5 separate regions of the Mus musculus genome follow, and regions 1, 2, 3 and 4 are each linked to region 5. Evidence: chromatin loops called from intact Hi-C (ENCODE). Cell type or tissue: left cerebral cortex. All regions are shown on one strand. Region 1 has its middle 190 kb from the start of Gm22546. Region 2 overlaps Epm2a (epilepsy, progressive myoclonic epilepsy, type 2 gene alpha). Region 3 overlaps Epm2a (epilepsy, progressive myoclonic epilepsy, type 2 gene alpha). Region 4 has its middle 140 kb from the start of Gm23680. Region 5 overlaps Utrn (utrophin).

Region 1 (5,000 bases), 770 kb after region 5:
CTTGCTGTGACTACTATATGACACAAATCATTTAGATGGTAAAGGGGGGGTATTTTGGCTCACTGTTTCAGAAAGATTTCAGTGGGAACACGTAGCAGAGAGAACTTATATCTTAGTAGATCTGGAAGCAGAAAACATGAAAACCAGGAATAGTTATAGTCCCTAGAGTCTTTTAGTAGTGTCCTGCGGGCATCGAGGCCTAACCTCTTCAAGATGCTACAGCTCTTTAAATAGAGCCACAAGCTGTGGATAACACATTCAAAAATATAAGCCTATAGGAGACATTTCAGATTTAAAATGACAGTTAGACCCTCCCTAATGTTACCAGATACCAGTGTCTAGAACTCAGAGATACCATTGATGTCTAGAGTGTAGATGGTGATGGTGAATGGTTTCTGGCTAATGAGTACAGCAGTTGTTTCAAATGTTACACAGACACACGACATGCATAGAATCAGTAGATGAGGTATGTCTATATATAGCACACAAAGTGAGAGTTCAAACTGTTGAGATCAACCAATTATGCTTCTTCGGTTTTCTCAATGGAAATGATGAAGCACAAATAAGATAAATATAGCCTACATGGTGACTTTCATGTACAGAAGCTAGGCATGGGGCAAGCCATCTGAAAGCCACCTTCCCCCATGGTGGTAAATGCTCTCCTTCCAAGGGCTTTTTTCCTCAGCCACCTTCCTCGTTCACTTCAGGATCACTAAGAGATGCAGATACATCCAGTTTTCAATCTCTGCTTCATTTTAATGCCTTCACTGCTGTGGCAAGGTGTGTGAGTGTTGTCAAAATCAAGATGTCATAACTCAATGTCTTACAACAAGTACTACCTGGTGTCTGCTTACTATTGCTTCTTGTTTCTATGGCAATGGTGTTGTTAACTGCTTATATGACCTGCCCCGCTTCTTTGCTATTTTAGTCAAGGTACATTTCAGTCTATATTTCTCACTTGCTAATCAGAGTCATATTGAACTTTTTGATCATTCAGAGGGCACGTAACAGCTGATGTTTCTGTGAGCAGGCAAGAAGAGGTCTGAGGGTCTAGAGGATTCAGGCTTCACTCGGACTTTTCAGTTCAGGTTCTATCTCTCTATGTCCCTGTTTTCTTTTCTGTGTATCTTTAATGGCAAATTCAAATTTTTGTAACGAGAATACTATACTTATTCATAAAGGAATAATATTATTTAAAGGTATATAAAACTCATTTCCACATTGCAGTATCTAGAATGAAGAAGAAACTTAGATGTTGTCTGTATGTCTCATGGCCACTGGTCTAGAGAAGTTCCCGAACTTGGGAGAGAGAGAAAGCAGAAGTGGTAGATTGGAAAATCCAGGATAAGCTTTGGGCTGAGTCAGGGCAGGATGTGACTGGACCACATTGGAGCAAACAGTTGATGACTGCTTCAGGAAGTTCACAGTCCCTTGCTTTTGCTCTCCCAGACCCAGAAGCTCTTCCTCCCATCTTTCATTTTTCATTTCTCTCTTTCTTTTCACCTCTATGGTTTCCTGGTGAATTTCAAGCAAGAATCTCTTTACAGTCTATCTTGACTTTACATTTCCCATCCTATTAAAACCTTTTTATAATGTACAAGATTCCCAATAGATTATCGTCATTTTCAGTCAGAATCTCTTTCTTCCATTAGAGCAGACCCTATCCCCTTATCAGTTCCAGCCTCAGATTCAGTTCTATTATTGTTGCAAAGAGGATGATGACAGCTCAGATCTGAATACATACCATGTGACCCCTGTTCCCCTATCAAGAATGTTAACACTTTGTTTCCCCATGATTTGAGTATAGCCTGGCCTTATGACTTGATTTTTGGCAATAGAATATAGCAGACCCTTCATCACAAAATCTCTCATTCTTTGGCCTCTCAGAAACCACCATACCAAGAAGCCTAGAGAAGCCCCACTGCTCAGAGAGATGATAATTGACAGAGACACGAAAAGGGCCACTATCCCACTGCCAGGTGATGGCATCGGATGACTGCTCCTTCAGAGATGGTGAGTCACGCAAGCATGAGCAAGTAAGAGCAGCTATTTTAGGCAACTATGCTTGAGGTGGTGTGTTAATGCCATGAGCCAAAACTGAGGCAAGATCTCCGGTTGCGTGTGACTTTCGAATGTTCTTGTTTGTTGGTATAGCTGTGAATTCACCAACAGGCAGGTGGCAGTCACAATTAAGGGAGAAAATAGCATCTGAGTGGGTAGAACCCCTGGGCCTGCCCCTGCTGAAGCAATTCCTCCACAGAAATAGCAACATAATTGGCAGCAGCAGTTTTCCTGTGGAAGACAGAATTTTTTTTTTCACTTACGAAACAAATATATTTAGCGGCAGTCCCAAATTTATTCCTGTCTATAATTGGTAATTAATATTAAGATTAGTGTTCAAATTCCTCTTCCATTCTAGGTTTGCTTCTGTGGAACTTGGGTATCACAGGGATTAAATTGCCCACACTTCAGGTCTGCAAAGTCCAAATGTGCCACCTTGAGGTAGAAGAAAACGGAGCCGACTACTAGCACCAGATTTACAAATGAGTCAGGAGGCACAGCAGGAGCGTGGTCAGACTAAATGACCTGTAAGTCTAGAACCAAGCAGTGGGATGTGAAGTTCTTATTGAACCAGCCAGAGCAAAGTCAAGATGCACGGAGTCAAAGCTATGAAGGTTAAAACTCTCAGCTCTTTCAGTGAACAGGAAGGGAGGTGGTGTTGCTGAGCTGAGAGCACATACGCTGGCTGAAGTGAGAAGTTATCGCCCTGCTTACTCTGTGAGTTTTCGGGAGGGAATGAAAGGCTAGCTTCCCTAGGACCCTCAATCTTTCAAGAGAGGCTGAAATGTTTACTGTTAAACTAAATAATTGAGTTTCTAATGTTACCTGATAATTCAAAGAGAATAGTCTTGGGAGGGTTTCACACATGCCTGAATCAGACTAGTTTGTCACTTTGAGAAATACTGTCAAATGAGACTCACTGGATTGACAGCTGGTAGAGCCACCACAGGTACCAGTTGCCAGCTAGAGCCACAGTGCTGGGCCTGGCTTGACTAGGAAGCTGTTAACTTGCGTCTGCTACTGTGTTGTTTGCTTTTCTGTCTCTATAATCACAAGATCCAGAAAACAATGTAATATGAGAAGGACTTGATTTAACTCATAGTTTCAAAATTTTAGTTCACATGTAACTCCACTGATTCCGAGCTAGAGCAGATCACCATGGTAGTGCCATACTAGCTACAGTATATAGTAGGGTAACTTACCCGCCTGACAGAGGCAAGAAGTAGCAAGAGGAGAAGGAGAAAGAGGAGGAGGAGGCAGATGATAAAGAGGAGGAGGAAGGAGAAAGGGAAAGGGAAGAGAAAGAAGAAGGGGCAGGAGGAGGAGAGAAAGAGAAAGAGAGAGAAGGAAGGAGGAGGGCGAGGGAGAGAGAGAGAAAGAAAGGAGGGGGCAAGAGAGGACAGAAGGACAGGAAAGGCCAAGGAACAAAACCTCCCAAGGACTCAAACCCTCATTGTCTGATTTTTTTTTTCCAGCTAGATCTCCACTTCTAAAGTTTGGAGATCCTTCCAAGATAATACCACTGTCTGGGAATCAAGTGTTCATCACATGAGCCTGAGAGGACATTAGTAGTCAAACCACAATGGCTTATTAGGAAAGGTTCTCAAAGGTGCAGAGCCTGAGATGGGGTAGCTGAGGCTAGGACTAGGACTCTGGGGATTGTCCTGGAGTCAGTGACTATTTCCCAACAAGTGTATTATCATCTCAAAATCCTAACAAGTTGTGGAGCTTAGTATAAATAAGATGATTATCAGCCCCAATTTTATTGAAAGCAAAGAGATTATTGCACACTGTTGATGTTGTCTAACATAGCAGCTCTCACTGCTGTTCTTGGATGGACCCTCTAGTGCTCAGCAATTGTCTCCAGGGCAACTACTTATGTTTTCTATGTCTCAGATTGCAAGGAGGTGAGGAGGAAGTAAGAGCAAAGGTGAAATTTTACAAGCCATTGATTTAATTTAAACACACAAAAAAGTTTCTAATAAAAACCCAGATCCTTCGCTTTCTAATGTATAGCCGGTCCAGCATGTGTGTGCACGGGCTTATTTCTATACAAGGTATATGTGTAGCTCAATCATATATTAACTGAACACTCACTCCGCAGCTAGCACCTTGCTGGTTACTACTGTCAATGACACAGAATAAAAACTGAGATCCTGAAGATGCAAATCCACATAGAAACCTTGCTGAATGGGGGACTTTTGGTATAGCATTGGAAATGTAAATGAGTTAAATACCTAATAAAAAATGGAAAAAAAAATATAAAAAAAAAAAAAAAAAAAGAAACCTTGCTGAAGAGAAAGCCGAAGCCAAGGCTGAAAAGCAGAGTGCTATGCTGAAGAGCAGGGACAGGTAAGCTGAAACATTAGAACTGTGTGCCACTGACGATAGCTGAACCTAATCCATTCCCATTCCGTCAAACGCAGGCAGGAACATTCCTGAAGCCAACTCACTGAAAAGCAGAATAAGTCAGGGACGTCTGTCTCTGATAAACCTGTCTCCTTTGGGGATGTGGTCTTCTTTACCTAGTTCTTACTGAGTTCAGCTCATGCCTGAGGACATTGTTAGCCTTGAAGTGCCTTCAGGTAAAGGTTCCTCCATTCTCTTTCACCCCCATACTCTGTCTACCACAGAGCGCAACAAAGATTGAGGGCAGAGCTCCTCATTTTTAAGCATCTTTTCCCTCCTGTTTCTTTACACAAAGGAGATGGCAGAGCAGCAGTGTGAAGCTGTAAGTTCATGTCTCTGGGCTCACTCTGCTTCCTGGCTCCTCAGCAGCAAGGAGCACTGAGCAAGGAGCACTGAGCAAGGAGCACTGAGCAAGGAGCACTGAGCAAGGAGCACCAAGCAGAGACACCCAGGATGGGGAAGATCAAAATCTTCAGTGGCAGTTCTCGTCAGGGCTATCCCTGAAAGTTGGCTGATCTCCTGGACCTGGA
Region 2 (5,000 bases), 1.2 Mb after region 5:
TGCAGCTAACTAAATTGAAAAAAAAATTGTAAACCTTATGTAGGTCAAGCAAAACACTCCACCATCTGTGTTTCTGTCCTTGGAATTTAAAACAAGCACTGGGCATAGATGCTCACTCAACAAGCATTAGATACCTCCCTAACAACTGAACGGCAATCTCACTTGTTTGATCTGACATGTTAGAATTCTCTGTTCTACCTTTTGCTCCTATCCTGCTAGAGGCTAATCTAAGTCTGGGATAACTAAAGCTCCCTGAAAGGGAAGCAGGGATTGAACAAGCCAAGGTTATTAGAAACGGAAGAGCTTTTTAACACCCGACTCTTTAGAGCCTGAGGTAAGGGAGGTCAAGACCCTCTCCAGGGCTGCTTTGCTTTGTCTACGGTTGGCCAAGGAAGAGGTCCACAGCATACATGTGCATCTTCCCTGTCCTACTCTGGGGCGATACATAACTGCACACTGGCACTTCACTTGGAAAGTCTTGTTTTCCACCTTTAACAAGATGGATAGATGAGGGTCTATCCTATCTGTAACATCTTTTGGTAGAAACATAAAGAACTCTCACCCCTAACTGAAGGCTATGGGTACTTGACAGCTCTAAGCAGGGAGAGCCACTTTTCTTTGCAAAAGTGTCTCCAGTCGGTTGACCATGCTGCAGAGGATGGCCCTGTACCATATAGGCAGCACAAAGTGGACACCATGATTTATTTACAAAACAAACACAAAGAGAATACAAAGTGGGCAGGGTACCGGAAGTCCAGGGTGCAGGATGGACCTAGAAGGAATTACAGGGAGGCATGTGGATGAGTGTGTTCAAAACACATTTTATGAAACTCTCAGAGAAGTAATAAGATATTTTTTAAAGCTTGTGACTAATCTTACAGTCTATTATAATCTAGTTAGTAGAGATCCCATCCCTGGATGGCCAGTACAGGAATAGACCCGTCTACAAGCTACCCAAGGCCGACCAGGCTCCAGCCTGCCAGGTATTTAGGCACTGCCAGGTCAGTGTTATGGCAGAAAGGCAGAGATGAACTGAGTCTGCTGAGTGAGAGAATGACTGAAGCGTGGTAGCAAAGCAACACCCAGAATCTTAGAACTCACTGGGAAGGAAAGAGCTAAGCTGTTACAGGAACAGAGCAGAGAGCAGCACTCAATGGAACTTCCCCCTGAGAAGGGGGGTTTAATGAGCAAACGCAGTTTATTCCTTTGACTTGGAGATTTTTTTTTTCATTCCCCAGGTGAAAGAGAGGAGCCATTTTTTAAAAAGGAGAACTGAAAAGGAAGATATCTAAGCTAGTCGTCCTTATATGACAAAGTGTACAACAGGAAGGATCGATAGGACAATTGACTGCAGCCGCTCTATGACAATTGAGTCTAACAGACTCTCCTTCCAGACTTCACCTGACAGCATTATGCAGCAGCTCAGAATGCTTCCAGACAGATCCCACCCCCCTCCCCCTGGTGTTCTAAAAATACTCGGGTGGGGGAATCTATATGTGCATTGGTCTATAATTATAAGCTACATAGATTAATCTGTTGGAAGAAAGTCACCCTGCCACTCTGAAATGGTTAACTCTTTGATAACCTGTCAAGGTCCAACTGAACCAAATCTTTTATTCGGTGTCAGTGTTTGTGCTATGGCAGTTGTGGGCTTCTTGGCTCTCTTCCTGTTGCTATGATAGCTCTGCATTGGAGATAGCCATAGACACCCTGACCTGGTGACCCAGTGACCCCCCCACAACCATGCTTTGAATACAACTACAATGGCTCCCAGCAGAAAGATGAAACCAAACTACTGAGAAAATTCCCTTTTAGACCTGGGACCCTTCAGTTAGCAGAGCATGGGAAGGGGAGGGTGGAGTAGCAGAATTAATGGCTCAACTGCTCCCTGCCTGCCTGTCCCCTCCTGTTTACCCAGGTGGGCAATGATGCTGTGGAATTAGAACCATAGACGCCAAATCAAAATCTCTGTGCTACAGTTGAAGGCTCGAACAATTCTTTGACTGTCTTAAAACCAGACAGACGATCTCCAGAGAGCTAAGCTGTCCTTCTCTCTGCTGATATAAACTCTGTCTGGTTTGGGGTTTAGCCTCAAGAAAATGCCTTAAATTCCACCTGATGTCTTTGAAGTGTCAAGGTGGCCAGTGACATGGGTTTCCTATGGTCCTCAAGATGTTCTGTTTTACAGACCTCTGGTTTCTGGGAGATAAGCTATGTCCCCTCAGTTCGTAGCTTTGCAACTAATCATGAACACAAAGAACAGAAATTACGTGGGTCTGGGGACTCTGCCTGAAGCGTACAAAGAAACGCGCAGTTGCGGCTTCGCAGCCTGGCTTTGGGAGCAGTTCTGTGACACAGAATGACACCCCTGAAATGTGGAATGTCTTTCCACATTTCAGTCTTAAGTTACATAACCATTTTGTACCTGTCTTTTCCTCTGCAAAATGGGGTGACTACAATGTCTGCCTAGAATCTTCCCTGAAGCTGACGAGTTAATCCATTTCGTTCATGAGAGGGGTGGAGACGTAGCATGCATTACACCGAGAGAGAGCTGGATGGGGAGAAACGTTTTCGAGCTTCCTGGCCTGGCTTCAATGCCATTCTTACCCAGAAGAGCAAATCTTCAAACGCCCCAAACCCATGCACTCTACAGCTCTCTGCTGCCCCCTGCTGACACGTTACTAATACTGTCGTAGAGAGGTGGCTCTTTTACCGGAAGGAAAAGTTAGACCTGCTTTTCAGCAACTGTCTATTGCATCTATAGCCGGCTCTTCTACAAGCCCGAGCTTCTGCGCCTTCGTCTGTGCTCCTCCTTGCCCTCTCATTTTCCTCTCTCTGCCCACATCTCCCATCCAAGCCAGGCCCACTTCAAACGCCCCGGAAATCGTGTAGTCTGCCTATCTGCCCCCGTCAGAGACAAGCCATAATCTCCAGAGCACATCACATCATTCATTGTCCACTCTTCTCTGCGCTGTAATTGGTTCTGAACTTACCTTACTGCCGCTTACATACTATGTCACATCTATGACTTAGTCACCTGCTTCCCCAGCTGTACCCGACCGCATAACCCATTCATAAAGACTGGTCTCGCATGCTTGCCCAGTCAGTGCTGCCTCACTAACTACCATGCTCCTCCCCACAGCCCAGGGCCTCACCTTCCAGATTATTACCCATCTTACTACACCCACCTCACTGGACTCCCAGACCCAGCTGCAAGCTGTTCCTGCAGCAATAGATATACTTTTGGTAAACAAACTAAAACAAAAAGGACCTCCACCCTCCCCGGCTTCCCACCTTTTTCCCTGCTGAAGCTATTCTGACAATGTAACATCGTTTGCTACTGTAGCTCAAGTCCTGGGGGTATTTTCATATTCTCAGTTCTTTAGCCACACTGGTCTTTCAGTTCCTACAAGGTGCCACATCCTATCAGGGCATAGAGATTCTTCTACATCGCTATTTCTTCCATCCTCTCCTCTTCCTCGTGCCCTCTCCCCAGTCACTGCAAAGCCACTCCCCAGTACCTCAGGCATCACGGCCTCAAAAGCCTTTCTAGATTATCTACGCAAGCTCCCCAAAATATCTGTCTGTCTTTATAACCAACCCATTGTGCTTTTAAACCCCTACTTTAGTTCATTCATTAAGACTTGCCATCCCTTAGGGACTGTATGCTCCATACACACATATATATGAAGCCACGTTAAACAGAATCCTGTCAAAGTGTCTAAATGCATATTAAATCTAAATCCCTATGTTGATTCCACTTTTATAATTCAGAGTTTAGACATTCAGTTATAGATGAGAGGAAGACAAACAGGTCCCTGAAGCAAATTCAGCAAGGAATCCGAGTGCTACTTCTGGCCCTTACCCTCAGTGCTCATGTCTGGAGTGGGCATCCAGATGTAGGACAAGCCTTCTTCCTTATACAGCTTCATCATGGTGTCTGGAGTCATGGGTTCAGGGTAGCGGTTGCAGCCTGAAGAATTCTGGATGATATCCCATTCAGTCTGGAAATTCATGACAGCTGTAACTCCCAGTTCATGCTTCAGTTTGATGGTCACATGTTCCAGTTGGCGAGGGCAGCTACCCAGCCAGATATTTGGTAGAATTCTAGAAAGAACATACGGGGTCAACCATTACTAAGGTTCTAACTTGAGTTCTCAGCATCTGCATACAACATATGCTATTGAAGTACAATTCATCTTCCAATCTGATAAGGCTGGATTTTTTTTAAGTATATAAGAAATAATACTAGTTTTTAAAACTACTTGTTTTACTGCTTCAGGAAAACTTATTATGATATCAACAAGCACAACAGGAAGTGGACATAGAAACTAAATCTAGGAACATATGAAAATAAACTCAACATGTTGTATGTGCTCTATGAATGTTACACAAAATCTATCAATTCACAATTTGCTAAACACATGAAACTCAAGAAGAATGAAGACTGAAGTGTGGACACTATGCCCCTCCTTAGAATTGGGAACAAAACACCCTTGGAAGGAGTTACAGAGTCAAAGTTTGGAGCTGAGATGAAAGGATGGACCATGTAGAGACTGCCATATCCAGGGATCCACCCCATAATCAGCATCCAAATGCTGACACCATTGCATACACTAGCAAGATTTTATTGAAAGGACCCAGATGTAGCTGTCTCTTGTGAGACTATGCCGGGGCCTAGCAAACACAGAAGTGGATGCTCACAGTCAGCTAATGGATGGATCACAGGGCTCCCAATGGAGGAGCTAGAGAAAGTACCCAAGGAGCTAAAGGGATCTGCAACCCTATAGGTGGAACAACATTATGAAATAACCAGTACCCCTGAGCTCTTGACTCTAGCTGCATATATATCAAAAGATGGCCTAGTCAGCCATCATTGGAAAGAGAGGCCCATTGGACTTGCAAACTTTATATGCCCCAGTACAGGGGAACGCCAGGGCCAAAAAGGGGGAGTGGGTGGGTAGGGGAGTGGCGGTGGGTGGGTATGGGGGACTTTTGGT
Region 3 (5,000 bases), 1.3 Mb after region 5:
CTGATTTCTTATTGGTTCATTTCTACTTGGGGCGGGGGAATCATATTTGAAAGCTGATTCCCTCAAATTACCCACTCCCCTAATTTTCTCTCGCCTGCAAATTTGGCAAGCATGGTTCCTGATGAGCAGAGGAACAGGAAAGGACCTGACCAGGGGGATTCTCACTCTCACTCTATGTCCACATTGGCAAACTTATCAGAGCCCTGAGCTCTGAGAGAATAGAATCCACTTGCTCACCCTCCATGAACCTACTTAACTAACTCACTGGCCAGACAGCTCTAGTTTCGTTTGTTTGTTTGTTTGTTTGTTTGTTTTGTGTCTTGTTTTTTAATTTATAGACAAAGCAAATGTGTGAATTTTCTGACACTAAAGGTCACCATGGCTGACTCGTTTTACCACTTGTACAAATTGGGATTGGTGCTTTATCAGAAATAAATTCAAAGGCAATTCTTAAAACACCAGAAATACATAGTGGTGGAGAAATTTAGGTGGTTCCCAATTCCCTTTATAATTCAGTGCAAAATTATGAGCTAACATCATCAGAAACATGTTTTAAAGCTTTACCCACATAGTGTCCCCATGGTTTATATAGTAGCTCACAATTATGACCCAAGCGACAAAAGGGAAAGCCGGCCTAATGACAAGGCCCTGGAACCCTGTGGGATTTGAGCACAAAGTCATTATCCTTTCCATAGTGAGTGTGAGTTTGAAGGGAGCCTAAGCTACATAGGATTGTGTCTCAACAAAACAAAAAAAGGAAGGAGGTGGGGGACAGGCCTTGGGAGAGTGCTCTATACATTTTAAAGCAGAATAGAATAAAATAAGCATTTTCCTCCCTGTAAACAGCAAAAAATGCATTTGGCAAAAAGCAATTAAAATTTTGTATCATGTTTCAGCTGTTTAAAAGCAATGATAATCTCTATTTGAATCAAATTTTATAAACAACTCTAAATAGCCTGATTTTTCAAAGCAGTTATTTCCTCTTAGATAAATTACAGTTCCTGTTGTGGCATCAAAGTTGCCCCTGACTAAGTAGACACTAAAAGTCATTGTGGTGCTGAATAACTCTACTTTTCTGTTTGCAACAGGATAAGAATCTTGTAATACACATGTGTTCACTCACAATAAAACCTTAATATCAACAGATGTCAGCAAGGAATGATTTATCACAGTTCACAGGGTACTTTCCTTATGCAATTCATCTCACTGAATTAATTCTCCAGGAAATTCTGACACGGAGCACACTGATCTGAAACCACGATAAAACATCTCTCCAGCATGTCATAAATATCAAAGGCACAGGCGTAACAATAGCGAGATGATCTGATGTAATGAGCAAAGCCTTCGTCGCCGTTGTCAGAAGCATCCACAGGCGGGCACAGGAGATGGCTCAGTGGGTAGAGCACTTGCCCCTTAACCTCAAGAAACTGAATTCAAAGCTGAAAGCTGTAGCGTGAGTCTGTCATCCCTCAGATGCTACCTCTCAGAGACGGGAGGAGGCGGGAGGATGCAAGCAGGCTCACGGGCCAGCCAGTCAGGCATCTGTAGCAGCAAATGAGAGAACCTAACTTAAACAGGGCAGAGGGCTAAGATCAACAGCAAGATTCTTACAGATAATTTTAATCTTAATCACATCAAAGTAATTTACATATTCTAGAGCAACATAAAACTAATACTTAACTCTTCACACAGGGAAAAATTCTAAAAGTTCTAAATCTTATGAAACTCTTAACAGAATGGAAAAAAATGTTTCAGAATTTCCTGGGAAGAAATTGGAAGAAAGAGAAAGCTGAGATGGAATAAGGTATTTGTTTAAAATAGAGGAAGCTGCATCTGGTAGTGTACGCCTTTAATCCCAGATCTTGAAGGCAGAGGCTGGTGGATCCCTGTAAATTAGAGGCCAGGCTGGTTTACATATTGATATTCATACTGACTTTCAGGCCAGCCAGAGGTAAACAGTGAAACCCTGTCTTAAAAGAGAAAGAGGGTAGGGGAAGAGTGAGAGGAGAAAGAGGAGACAGAAAGGTGGAAGAGGGAGAAAGCAGGGAGGAGGACAGGGAGAGGGAGAGACAGGGAGGAGAGGGAGAGGAAGGAAGGACACACACAAACCATAAAGAGTACTAACGAAACACTGCCACCTAGTGGAATCACAAGACAGAGAAAAGTCTGAAAAGGATTGCAAGAATCCCATGGCACTTTCCAGTTTTAATAACAGAAGTTAATCTGAATACATGATACCTCAAGAAATCAGCTGTACTTGAAGCAGTGGTGTTATTACCCTTTCCCTGACTCTGATAATGGCGTTCACATTTACTTAGAAGCAAAACCTACAGCACTCTGCTCCTCTCTGCCCCTGTTCATCCACTGGGCCACTCCTCCGGAGTCTTGAGTCCTGCTCTTGTCCAATCTCTAACCTCCACACAGGGTTAGACTCAGAATCAGGGACAACCAAGGTCCCAGGCATGGGTCTCCATAGCACAGCCTGAGCGAGAACTCCGTTGACCTGAAAATTCTTGTAAGACTTCTATTATGTTCCTTTAAAAAATTGTAAAATTTGGTTCTATCCCAAGGAAAAGTAGTGTATCTATTTTAATCTTAAAAGTTTTCTATTTTCAAATGACTCTTTTTAAAAAGTGGAGTCCTGGACACTGTGGAATTTTTATCTGCTAATACAAATTCATCTTAGTGGCATGGGCTGACACTGAAGAAGAGAAGACAGCATGAATACCTTAGTTAGATCCTGAAAAGTGACTGTATCCAGTTTGTTCACTCATCTGGTGTTTAATGAAATTTCTAAGCATTGTTTTGTGCTTTAAAATATGCTGAGATGGTACCATGTGTTCCTACATGGTGGAAAGATAATTCTTTTAAATTATTTATTTAGATGTGATATGCTGATATATACCAGGCATGCAGACAGAGAGAAGAAGGTCTTTATAGTGCTGTGAGCATAGATCCTGACTCTAAAATCCTATATCATAGCAAAGTTGTAGCTAGCTAGGTGAGGGCATCAGGGCTTGTATGTACAGTGATATCTAGAATCAATATACTACCTAACTAATTTATACACTTCCAAGTTGATAAAGAGTTGAGTGACTGTATTAGTCAGGGTTCTCTAGAGTCACAGAACTTATGGATAGTCTCTAGATAGTAAAGAAATTTATTGATGACTTACAGTCGGCAGCCCAATTCCCAACAATTGTTCAGTCGCAGCTGTGAATGGAAGTCCAAGGATCTAGCAGTTACTCAGTCTCACGCAGCAAGCAGGCGAAGGAGCAAGAGCTAGACTCCCTTCTTCCAATGTCCTTATATTGTCTCCAGCAGAGGGTGTAGCCCAGATTAAAGGTGTGTTCCACCACACCTTTAATCCCAGATGAAAGGCATAGCCCAGATTAAAGGTGTGTTTCTTAAACTCGGAGATTCAATCTTGTGGAATCCATAGCCACTATGGCTCAAGATCTTCAAACCAAGATCCAGATAAGGATCTCCAAGCCTCCAGATAAGGGTCACTGGTGAGCCTTCCAATTCCGGATTGTAGTTCATTTCAAATATTGTCAAGTTGACAACCAGGAATAGCCACTACAGTGACTTTCAACAGACAGGAAGTGCACAATTCATACATACAGAGAGATTTGAGCTCCATACAATGCCACCTAGCCTCATAGCTCAGTAACACTGGCTCCAGCTGGAAGGGGATGCAGTCTCTTCTTTCTGTTAACATTGAAGGTTATGTCTCACACCAGAAGCTCTGATGAAAGTCTTCACACAGAATCCCATCAATACTGGCCAGGCACCAGTTAGAAAGGACATCCACTCCTAGAGTGTCACCAATGGACCACAGCAGATGCACATAAAAATTCTTATTTACAAGATTTATGGTGGGGAAGTATGCTTATTGGCTGGATTTGTGAGGTATGGTCACCTATAGCTCAGGATCCTGCCTTGGCATTGTAAATCTCCTCCCTTGCTCTTCCTATGTACTGGGATTACAGGCATGCAACACTAAACCTGATTGTCTTTTTTTTTCTGAAAAAGGGAAAATTATGGTGATATTTTCTCAATGACTAAAATTAAATTTAGGGGGCGGTGGTAACTTTTAAGACAAGAGCTTGAGGTCTGCAAGGTGACTACAGGTTTAGGAAAGTGATTTACCTATATTCCTCCAGCCCTGGACTTAAGGAGATCATTGAGGAAGAACTCTGAGACAGTAACACACCAAAGTGCAGATATAAGCAGGTGGCCCAAAGTGAAAGAGACACGAAATGAGGGTGGATGGTCTGGAACTTGTGCTTTTCTGCAGAAGCAGCTTCTGTTCAAAGGTCTAAGGAATATTAAAGCATGGAATTTAGAGAAATTAACAGACTTTAAGCTGTAGAGCATTTTTGTCTTCTAATCACAGAATACCTAGTTTCCTTTTTAAAAATAAAAGTTTAGTTTGAATTATGTCTTTCTACATCTTATTTCCAATTCCCTTGACTCATGAGTGGAGTCTAAGTGTCTTTCTCTAACAATAGAACCTCTTCATTCATTCAAAATCAAAAGGCAATCAAATCAAGTAAAAAAAAAAATCCCATGTCCAAAATTCAAAAGTAGTAACACTGAAGCCTATTTTATATGCAGATACACACATGCCAAGTCCAGCTCAGCCATGTAAGCAATGGAATGACATGGTTCCTGCCCATGGAGCAAAACCAGCAGGGCATGGGCCTCCACAAATACTGATGGTTTCTGTGGCTGTAAGGCTTGTTTGTAGAATACTGTACAAATTTCCATGCTTCCCCTTCAAGAACTGTCCTCTCTGCCCAGGCTAATGACTCCATGATAATCAGAAACAGTACGAGTTCAGGAGATGAGAGTGGATCTAATGTCTCAGCAAAATGATAAATGCTATGACCTTAAGAAAAGCTCTTAAGGATGTGGGAAAGAACTCTGAAAATATGAGTTCAAAAATATGTAATTTTTCAACTATGCAAAATATAAGGATGCAATATGAATTGAAT
Region 4 (5,000 bases), 390 kb after region 5:
TTTTTGCTTACTTAGGCGGGCCTGCAACACAATTTAATAGCTCTTTGCCAGGAGAAGACAAAAACAGAGAAATCACTCTCTGTCTCAGTGTCTGTCTTTCTGTTTCTCTCTGTTTCTTTGTGTGCCTCTGTCTGTCTCTCTGTCTCTGATTCTCTCTGTCTCTTTGTCTCTGTGTTTCTGTCTCTCTCTGTCTATCTCTCTCTATCTCTTTCTGCCTCTCTCTCTCACTCTCTTTCTTTCTGACCCAGAGACTACAGTGTCAGACTGGAATGATAGCCTAGAGCCAAGGCCTACTGCTAGCCAAAAGTTAAAAAATTTTTGAGCAAATGCCTCAAAGGTGCAGGCCATTTTAGACATGAGCTTGTACTAGATTTAGAGACTGAACCACTGAACTGAAATCATAAGCAAACTAATATATACATTTCAGAACTCTGAAGTCTGAAGACTTAGGATTGGATAAAGCCAGTAATTAGGAACTGTAGATTAAAAATAAAAAAGCTAATGGGTAAATAGAACACATGCTCATCGGAACTCTCAGGCGAACAGTAACCTTACTCCCTACTCCCACAGGAGAAGACAGGCTGAAAGTATTTCCTTTCTATTCACGTCTAAGGTTTAAACATTTGGCCTCAAAGGAGCCACTGGAAAGCCTGAGAAAGCTGCGTGAGAAAGCCATGAAGTTAATTAAGTGGGGCATGATAAAATGTCACAGGTTCCTGGAAGACAAACTCCAGTAAACATAGCCAGGAGCTATGGAGGGCTGTGGTGGGAGAAGGAGACCCTCCGAAAAAGCAGAATTAGCCAAAGCAAGGAAAGGCCACCACTGTCTGCCTGAAGGATCTTTATTCTTCTCATTAGTATTTCTGTCCTTCCTTCTTCCCTCCCTCCCTCCCTCCCTTCCTTTCTTTCCTCTTTCCTTGTCTTTACTCTACTGTACTAGAATTCTCAGTGGATGGCCCTGCTATATTAGCAACGATTCTTCAGAATATCCGACATGAACTTTTTAAAAAATTTACATTCCAGTCATTGTCCCCTGCTCATCCTGGTCCCCTCTCTCACAGTTTCTTATCCCACTCCTTCTTCCTCTTGCCTCTGAGAGGGTGCTCCCCACAGCAGACCTCCCCCTTCCCTGGAGCCTCAAGTCTCTGGAAGATTAAGCACACCTTCTCCCACTGAGGCCCGACCAGGCAGAACTCTGCTATGTATGTGCCAGGGGCCTTGGACTGGCCCATGTATGCTCCTGGTTGGTGGCCCAGTCTCTGGGAGCTCCCTGGGGTCTGGGTTAGTTGAAACTGTTGTTTTTTCCTATGAGGTCACTCTCCCCTTCAGTTTCTTTATTCCTTCCCCTAATGCTGGGTGACAGTATCTGCTTCTCTCTCACTCAACTGCTGGTGTGGCCTCATGGTAGAGGACAGCCATGCCAGGCTCCTGTCTGTAAGCACAGCATAGCATGAGTAATAGACAGACATGAACTTTTAAAAATCCCGACTCCTCTGTTTTGTCAAAGTGTCTTTACCTTTCTATTTCTATTATCTATCTATCTATCTATCTATCTATCTATCTATCTATCTATCTATCTATCTATCTATCTATCTATTTATTCTTCTCTCATACAATATGTACAGACTGCAGCGTCCCTGCCCTCCAACCTTCCCAGGCCTTACCTTTCCCTCAGATTTATTGCTCCTCCAATTCCCTTTAGAAAAGAGCAGAGCTCCAGAAATGTCAACCAAAGACAGACTAACAGGACACAATAAGACCAGGCATAAATCCTCATGTCAAAACTGGACAAAGCAACCAGGCAGGAGGGAAAGGGTCCCACAAGCAGGCAATGGAGTTAGAGGTGCTCCTTTCCCACTGTTTGGACTCTCACAAATACCCAAAGCTAAGCAACCACAGCATGTATGTAGAGGATTGAGTATAGACCCATGTGGGCTCTTTGATTGCCACTGAAGTCTTTGTGAGCCTCTATGAGCTGTACATAGTCAGTTCTGTGGTCTGTGGTCTCCACCCCTCTAGCTCCTACAGTCTTTTCTGCCAGTCTTCTGCAGGGCTCTCCAAGTTCCACCTAATGTCTCTGCATCTGCTCCCATCAGTGGTTGGAGGAGGTCTCTCTGATGGTGATTGGTCTAGGCACCAAGCTATGAGGATAGGGGATTATTAGGACTCATTTCATTGATTTTTTTTTTCCTTGTCAGTCATATTTGGTTCTAGCCTAGGTCTCTGAACCATTCAGCTTCTGGATCTTAGACATCCAGGGAGTGTCAGACATGGGCTCCCTCTTGTGGCTTAAGCCTCAAGATAAATCAGTCACTGGTTGGCCTTTGTCACAAGCTCTGAGCCACCATTGCCCCAGCACATCTTGTAGGCAGGACAGGTGTGGGTAAAAGGTTTTGTGGCTGGGTTGGAGTTGGTCCCACCACTGAGAGAGCCTTGCTAGTTTACAGAAGATGACTAGTTCAGGCTCAGTACTCTCCATTACTAGGAGTCCTCAGTAGGGTCACCCTCATAGGTTCCAGGCAGTTTCCACTGAAGTGAGTTTCCACATTCCCAGAATGGCCACTTTTCCAGTTGTTTCTCCCTGTACTCTCTCCCTCCTGCCCTCCCTGCCCCACCTGATTCCTTCTGTCTGCATGCTCACCCCATCCCAGTCTGCCCTCACAATCTATTCTATTTCCCCTTTCCAGGGAGACCCATGTGTCCTTAGAACCCTCCTTGTTACTTAGCCTTTCTGAATCTGTGGGTTGCACTGTGATTATTGTTACTGACTAATATTCTTTTATAGCTGAGTACATGCCATGTTTCATATATTTGCCTGAAAATTTGATGATGTTATTTTTCCTAACAGCTGAGTAATACTCCAATGTGTAAATTTACCACATTTTCTTTATTCGTTCTTCCATTGGGGGACATCTTGTTTTTGTTTGTTTGTTTGTTTTTTCCAATTTCTGGCTATTACAAATAAAATCGTTATGAATATAGTTAAACAAGTATCTTGGGTATATGCACAAGAGTGTTATAGCTGAGTCTGGAGGTAGACTGACTTCCAGTTTGATGAGGAACTGCCATATTTATTGGCTGTACAAGTTTTCCCTCTCACCAGTAGTGGGCAAGTGTTCTCCTTGCTCCACCTTCTTGCCAGCAGGAGCTATCACTTGTGTTTTTGTAGCCATTCTGTCAGGTGTTAGATGGACTCTTAGGGTTGTTTTGATTTGTATTTCCCTGATGGCTAAGGATGTTGAACATTTCTTTAAGTGTTTCTCAGTCATTTCGGATTCCTCTATTGTGAATACTGTTTAGATCTGTATCCCATTTTAAAAATTAGATTGTTTGGTTTGTTGGCGCCTACTTTCTTGAGTTATTTATGTATTTTGTATGTTAGGCCTCTATCAGATGTAAAGTTCGTGAGGTTTTTTGTCCTTCTGACTGTGTCCTTTGCCTTACAGAAGCTTTGCATTTATTAATTGTCAATCTTAGAGCCTGCATTATTGGTGCTCTGTTTATGAAGTTGTCTCCTCTGCTAAGATATTCAAGCCTATTCCCTATATTCTCTTTTATCAGGTTCAGTGTATCTGGTTTAATGTTGAGGTCTTTGAACCACTTGAACTTGATTTTTGTTCAGGGTGATAAATATGGATCTATTGGCATTCTTCTACATGCAAACATTCAACATTTTTGTCAGGAAGAGGAATTGGATTTTGCTAAAGGCTTGTTTTGGTATTAGTGAGATAGTTGTTTTTCTTCTTTCAGTTTGTTTATAAAGTGTATTACATTCACTAATTCTCATACGTTAAATCATCCCTGCATCTCTGGGATGAAACCTATTTGATCATGGTGGATGATCTTTTAGATGTGTTCTTAGATTAGGTTTGCAATTATTTCTGTACCTATTATCATAATAGAAATTGGTCTGTAATTCCCTTTCATTGCTAAATCTCTGTATAGTTTGGGTATCAGGGTGACGGTAGAGCAGAAGTGGAGGAAAATTTAGTTTATTGTGGTGTGTGTGTGTGTTTCTGTGTGCAGGTGTGTGTATATATTTGTGTGTGTATGTCTGTTGGGAGGATATTGTATACCTAACTGTAAGTGCCTGTAGAGGCCAAAAGGAGGTATTGGATTCTCTGGGGCTGAAGTTACAGGCAGTTGTGACCTGTTTGCTGTGGATTCTAGAAAATAAGTTCAGATCCTCTGGGAAAGCAGTATGTCTTCTAAACCTCTGGGCCAGATATCTAGCTGCAAGAAAGGAAACTTGAAACTTTAGGCCACTAGGGTTACTATGGTGACACATCTTATCCTATGTGAGAATACTCTATGCTAGCAAAACATGGTAGACTGTCTCTAATGCAGGAATTAGACAAAACTTGAAGCTTACTTTTCTGGGGGGTGATAAGTATTTTATGAATGAGAATATGGTGTATTAGAGATGATGATCATGGCAAAAAGAATAGATTGTCCTTAAATTCTAATGTTTCTTCTGTTTTATTGTTACTGGGGGCAAATGTAGCCTAACATGCAACCACTGTTATTAACCTCACTTGATGCATGTGTGGATAACCTGATGAATGCTCCCCGAGAAAATAGGAAAGACTATATATATATATATATATATATATATATATATATATATATGTGTGTGTGTGTGTGTGTGTGTGTGTGTGTGTGTGTGTGTGTGTGTGTGTGTATACACACACCACATTGCTGAAGAAGTGAACATTTCTCTTCTGTTCTTTTCTATTTTGCCTGTATGTAGTCAACTGTGACACTTGACAGGGTCAATTACACAAATTGTAATAACCAATCAAATGTAATAACTAATAGAATCCTGACATGAGAGAGGAATAAAATGTCTTTTATTGTAAGTATTATAAAACTTACTGATTATAACAATAATAAACTAATCCATAACTCATGTAAATACATCTCACATACATACACACCACACATCACATATATACCACACATATATACAAAACACATATACTGGGAGCATCAGAGTCATG
Region 5 (5,000 bases):
GATCGCTGCTCTTCATTTATAATGCAAATTCTGAGGACTCTTCAGAAGTGTGGTAAACTTAAAATGATGGCGGTGGTGAGAACGTCTCTGCAGAAAGTTGTGGTTTTGTTACATCGTTTACAAAGGATGGCAGTTTCCTCTCCGCGGTACCAGAAGCTCTGCAAGGTAACTGATTGGAAATAGGGAGTGGGTGTCTGAAGAATCCACTGTTGCCTGGCTAGGAAATACTCATCTTTCAGGCTCCTCTGAAGGAAAGGAAAAACTCCCTTTCCAGGCAACTGATTGCAAAAGCTGTTAAAAGAAATCGCTCCATTAAAATTTATTTAAGCCTATGAGACAAGTACTATTTTAGTACATATTTTATTTTACCATCTATAACCTAGTCTTCTGAGATGGGTTGTTTGGAGAAAATATGACAAACTATTTTCATTAAGACCTGTTACCTCTGGGGTACTTTACAATATCTTAATATTTAATGACACATTAATACAATGTTAAGCTCCAGCAAAATCAAGCAGAGAGCTCAGAATGCTCTTTCAACAGATTGCTTACCGTGCTCTTCTTTTTATAGCTGATATTTTCCAATTAAGAAAAGTAATGCCCATTTTAAAAACAAGCTTAGCCCCATTGTAAACATTTCTTATATTCTTGTGTGTCCACATGTCCTAGTTAAAGTTGAAGAACACAATTTTCTGTGGCCAGGTGGGTTAAGTAGTGTTTTAGGATATAACTTGTTTGACAGTTATACATTTTGAATGCAATGTCAGTTATTCTAAACACAAGCCGTCCCACGTCCTCCTGTGTTGTTTTGGGTTAGTATTTGTTATTGCCCATGGTCTTATCTTATTTAGTGTTCGTACTGTCTCCTTATTTTTATAAAAACAAGATGATATGATGCAAAAGGAAGATTATAGCAGCAGCAAATCAAATTTTATGTTATTACAATTTTCTCCCTGTACAATTCTTAGTATGCTTCTAAAGAAGGAATCTTACTGTTCTTTAAAAGATCAACTGATCAGTAATTGGGAAAACTGCCTCTTATCTCATTATTTTTCTGAAGATGTTAAATTTGATGTGTTGAAGCACCTAGGCTCTGCCTATAAAGCAATGGGTCTAGGCTGGGAAGCTGGATTCTGTTAATTTGATTTTTTTTTTTAATCACAGTGTTGTGCTTTACAGTTTGTCTAATTTAATATATGTCTGTCCAGAAACTTACTTTTTAAAATATAATCTTAGGAAATCGATTGATATAGTGAGACGTGCTTTAAAGAGATGCTATATTTTCATTTGTGTTAAGTTAATTAAAGCTTGATCCAACTTATTAATCCAGTCGGAAAAGTACAGAACTAACTGTTGGATATGTTGAGATTTCATCTGCTTAAAGAATCCGTGTGTTTTTGTAAGATGTTTACATTTTCACAAAAAGCCAATTTTGATAATGGAGAAGAAAAATGCATTCACTAAATAAGTATTAGTATTTTACTTTTTAAGTATTGGTATAGATACATGAATCATTAATATATGTTACTTTTTTAAAGCTAAGGATATAAATGTATGAAGCATTAAAAAAAAGCTGGGTTATTATTTTTCTCATCTATTCCCATAAGCACTTTCACAAAAGCAGAGGGGTTTTGAGCTGTAAGGCCATTGGGTGCGTTGACTTCCACACATAAAGCAAAGTTAAGGTGCTGGAGAAAGCTACTAAGTAGTCTTATGATAAGACCCTGAATAAGCACACATCATGTTACTGGAGTCATGGGGAAGTTCACTTCCAACAGGAGTATTCTTTGGGAAGATTTATTGAGATTTGTAATTTCTCAAAGATGCCTTAGAATTTAAATCTTCGGCACGGGCATTACTTTTTGGGAACCTGAGGTTGTCTTATTTGCAATTGAAATTTACCCTTTATATATTCTCTACCCTATGTGAAATTAGCTACTGCTCAGACAGGGAGGGGGGGGGCACACACTTCCAGTACTTTCCAGTAGGTGTCAGTGTCAGGCAGTGATATATGAGGTTTGGGGACTCCAGACAGGGAAGTGGCGTGATGCTGTTGTTGACTATGAATAAATGAACTGGTAGCAGGTATCTTTTATTTATCTTATTGTATGTGGGAAATGGATCCTAATGCATATCATTGTGGATAAAATTATAGGTACAGACTTAAATGTCAGTTGTCCTTCTCTGTTAATGGCATGGTATCTATATCTACTGAGCCTACTTGTTACCAGTGCTGTCACTGTGCTGCAAGTTTGACCAGCTGTACTGTTTATCTGCTTAGCGAGACACTGAATTCTCTTTATTTAAATTGCAAATGTTGTTACAGCTATTTCCCCCTATATCCCTTACATTCTCTAAATTTAGTCTTTTAGAAAGGAAATGTTAAATACTTCAGTGTTTTGCCATAAAAAATACAGAAAGTCTATATTTCAAGTACATTTAAAGACGAGAGAGAGAGAGAGAGAAAGAGAGAGAGAGAGAGAGAGAGAGAGAGAGAGAGAGAAGAGAAGAGTCTATTTTGCGTTCATCTTGGCATTTTGAAAACTGGTGTCTGAATATTTGTACCCTCTTCATCTTTCACATCTTTCTTTTGTCTGTTGTATGGGTATCAGTCATTTATAAGTAAGTGAAAAACGACTGGAAAATTGTGCACAGTATTCTTATTTTGAGTTTTATTTATTTGTATGTATTTCCCCCTGCCTATTTCTCATAGGGAAAGGGACAGGGATGGGCAGAACTTGGGGAAACTGTGGCTCTGAGTAACCCCCCTCCAACTGTACATGGTGTTGTATTTTTTGCTTTTAAAGGTGTTTCTTTCTGGTTATACAATCCCTAAAATTTGGGCAGGAAACAGAAACACATTGGCTGCTGACTTGAGAAGCAGCAGCATTGAAATTGCCCTGATGACCTCGAGCCACCCCACGCTAGATGCTAATTTCTCCTGATTTGGCTTAGATCACTTAGCTTCTTTAAAATATTAATGACTCTAGAGGATAATTTTTCCTCTATTAGAGCACAGTGGACACAAAGCTGGATGTAAGTGACTTTTAAGATTGCTACTGACTTTAACTTGTTTGCATTTTGTGATTATCTTGGCCTGTTTTCAGTCTTTGAATTGAAACCTGATTGAGGTTATGTTGAGTTAGAGAGGAATTTTATAATCCCACCCCCACCCCCACCCCCTCAGGGACATTTTTAATGGCATATTTAATAATTGACGTGGTAAAAAGTAGATTCTTACAAGGTAGATTAGTGGGTGAGTCATAGAACATTGAAAAATAATTAGTATTATAAATTGAGTCCTTCATGACTTCAGCATTTTTATTGATTTAGCTAATTATTTTGATTTAGTTTTATGATTTTTTTGTGCTGCCAGCATATGTATGTAAAACAGTTTCGCTGAAATAATTTTGTGCCCAAACATTTTGTCATGTGTCCTATGAGTTAAAATATTTTAAGCATCCTGGTGTATATTATTAATTCAAGGTTGTGCACAGGTGCCATGAAGAAGGAAACAGCTGTTCAAGAATCATAGAGTGTTGATTTGTTCGTGTGGTCAATATTGTCTTCTTACTGCCCAGACTGATTCGCCCCTTCATTCTGTGCATTTTTCTCCCACCATTGGCTTATTAGTAGGGGACAATGACGGCTTGGAAAGCCAGGGATGACAAGTGATGTTTAAACAAAATCAGTTTCTCCTCCCTGACGTCTGTATATATGTTTGTGTGTGAGAACCACATAGACCCTGTGTGGGTACTTTTATAAAGGGTAACTCTATAACTGAACATATCCCAATCACTCAGTGTTTGACATGACTTTTAAGTTCACATGCTGCCTGGCATCTGTATGTTAATATGAGGTTCATATAAGGTCAAGCATATGTGCTGGACAGTGGTGGCACATGCCTTTAATCCTAGCACTTGGAAGGCAGAGACAGGCTGATTTCTGAGTTCGAGGCCAGCTTGGTCTACAGAGTGAGTTCCAGGACAGCCAGGACTACATGAAGAAACCCTGTCTCGAAAAAACAAAAAAATAAACCAAAACAAAACAAAAAAGGTTGAACATATGTGTTTTGGGGGAAAAAAATAGAACACGTGAGTGGTGCATTTTAAAATAAGCCTTACAGGTTTTACTTTCAGGTGGGGTGTGTTGCTCTCCTTGGATAACTAAACCCTGAAGTGTTTCAGAGCATGAAACAAGCTTGACTTGGCCACAGTCTGAATGTTAAGACAGAGGTATTTTAAGACCATCTGTCAGGCTCCCTTGGTTTCTCTCAGTAACCAAACCGTACACATATTTCTTGAGCCACAGTAAATGGACGTCCTAGCCTGAGGTCCCCTTGATCATGAGTCAGTTCTTGCTTTCATGAGAAGCCAGTGGGTTGGGTAGTTCAGAAGGTGTATGGAGGTGGAGATGCCGTGGAGCAAAATGGCGGATGCGGAGGGATTCACATTTATTCTCCCCTTTCCTTGGTGCTGTTTGTGGTGTCTCATCAGAGATGTGTGAACTCCCAGAACGAGTACTTTCTTAATGCTCTGTCTTCTGCAGTTCCTGCTGAGGTCCAGATTACTGACTCAAAACAGGAGACCTTCCTCCCTGCCTGTGACTGTCACAGGAGTTTTGTTTTGTGGCTTCCCAAAGGGGCAGCAGCTTAGCTGATCTGTGACCTCCCTTTTTACCATAATTCCTCATATCAACGCGAATGTCAAAATTATCTTTTATTACTTAAGTAGTAACATATCGTTAATCAGAAAACCCATGTTACCAATGACTTCACTTATGATTTAATGCAGTGCTTTTTACATGATTAAAAAATAGCCGGGCGTGGTGGTGGCGGACGCCTTTAATCCCAGCACTTGGGAGGCAGAGGCAGGCGGATTTCTGAGTTCGAGGCCAGCCTGGTCTACAGAGTGAGTTCCAGGACAGCCAGGAAAATACAGAGAAATCCTGTCTCGAAAAACACCCCCACCCCCAAATGCCGGTCACAAAGTTAAGTGGTT

Evidence for each region. Peaks named below come from ENCODE experiments on the same cell type or tissue, not always from the same donor. Only the 100,000 strongest peaks of a DNase experiment are listed, where the experiment ranks them.
Region 1: it touches region 5 in a loop (6-fold over the local background); 9 of 42 quality-filtered maps call a loop at or near these places.
Region 2: it touches region 5 in a loop (8-fold over the local background); 22 of 42 quality-filtered maps call a loop at or near these places.
Region 3: it touches region 5 in a loop (4-fold over the local background); 11 of 42 quality-filtered maps call a loop at or near these places.
Region 4: it touches region 5 in a loop (2.9-fold over the local background); 17 of 42 quality-filtered maps call a loop at or near these places.

The regions. Positions count from the first base shown.
Region 1 is chr10:11,838,819-11,843,818 of GRCm38, reverse strand. No RefSeq gene overlaps it. Among named protein-coding and RNA genes, the nearest start is that of Gm22546, 190 kb to the right of the region's middle. In left cerebral cortex, a CTCF peak has its summit at 2,483 (motif pointing left); DNase peaks (open chromatin) are centred at 2,151 and 2,508.
Region 2 is chr10:11,447,749-11,452,748 of GRCm38, reverse strand. It overlaps Epm2a (epilepsy, progressive myoclonic epilepsy, type 2 gene alpha), which reads right to left. Exons shown (of 4, transcript NM_010146.2): 3 at 3,866-4,107. Among named protein-coding and RNA genes, the nearest start is that of Epm2a, 110 kb to the right of the region's middle. In left cerebral cortex, a CTCF peak has its summit at 2,667 (motif pointing left); DNase peaks (open chromatin) are centred at 1,011, 1,410, 1,814, 2,631 and 2 more places; H3K4me3 peaks cover 372 bases; H3K27ac peaks cover 597 bases.
Region 3 is chr10:11,359,596-11,364,595 of GRCm38, reverse strand. All of the region lies in intron 1 of Epm2a (epilepsy, progressive myoclonic epilepsy, type 2 gene alpha), which reads right to left. Among named protein-coding and RNA genes, the nearest start is that of Epm2a, 19 kb to the right of the region's middle. In left cerebral cortex, a CTCF peak has its summit at 2,150 (motif pointing left); a DNase peak (open chromatin) is centred at 2,124.
Region 4 is chr10:12,216,360-12,221,359 of GRCm38, reverse strand. No RefSeq gene overlaps it. Among named protein-coding and RNA genes, the nearest start is that of Gm23680, 140 kb to the left of the region's middle. In left cerebral cortex, a CTCF peak has its summit at 2,287 (motif pointing left); a DNase peak (open chromatin) is centred at 2,289.
Region 5 is chr10:12,609,656-12,614,655 of GRCm38, reverse strand. All of the region lies in intron 50 of Utrn (utrophin), which reads left to right. Among named protein-coding and RNA genes, the nearest start is that of Gm25139, 240 kb to the right of the region's middle. In left cerebral cortex, a CTCF peak has its summit at 2,009 (motif pointing right); DNase peaks (open chromatin) are centred at 736, 2,038, 2,902 and 4,445; H3K4me3 peaks cover 2,997 bases; H3K27ac peaks cover 2,365 bases.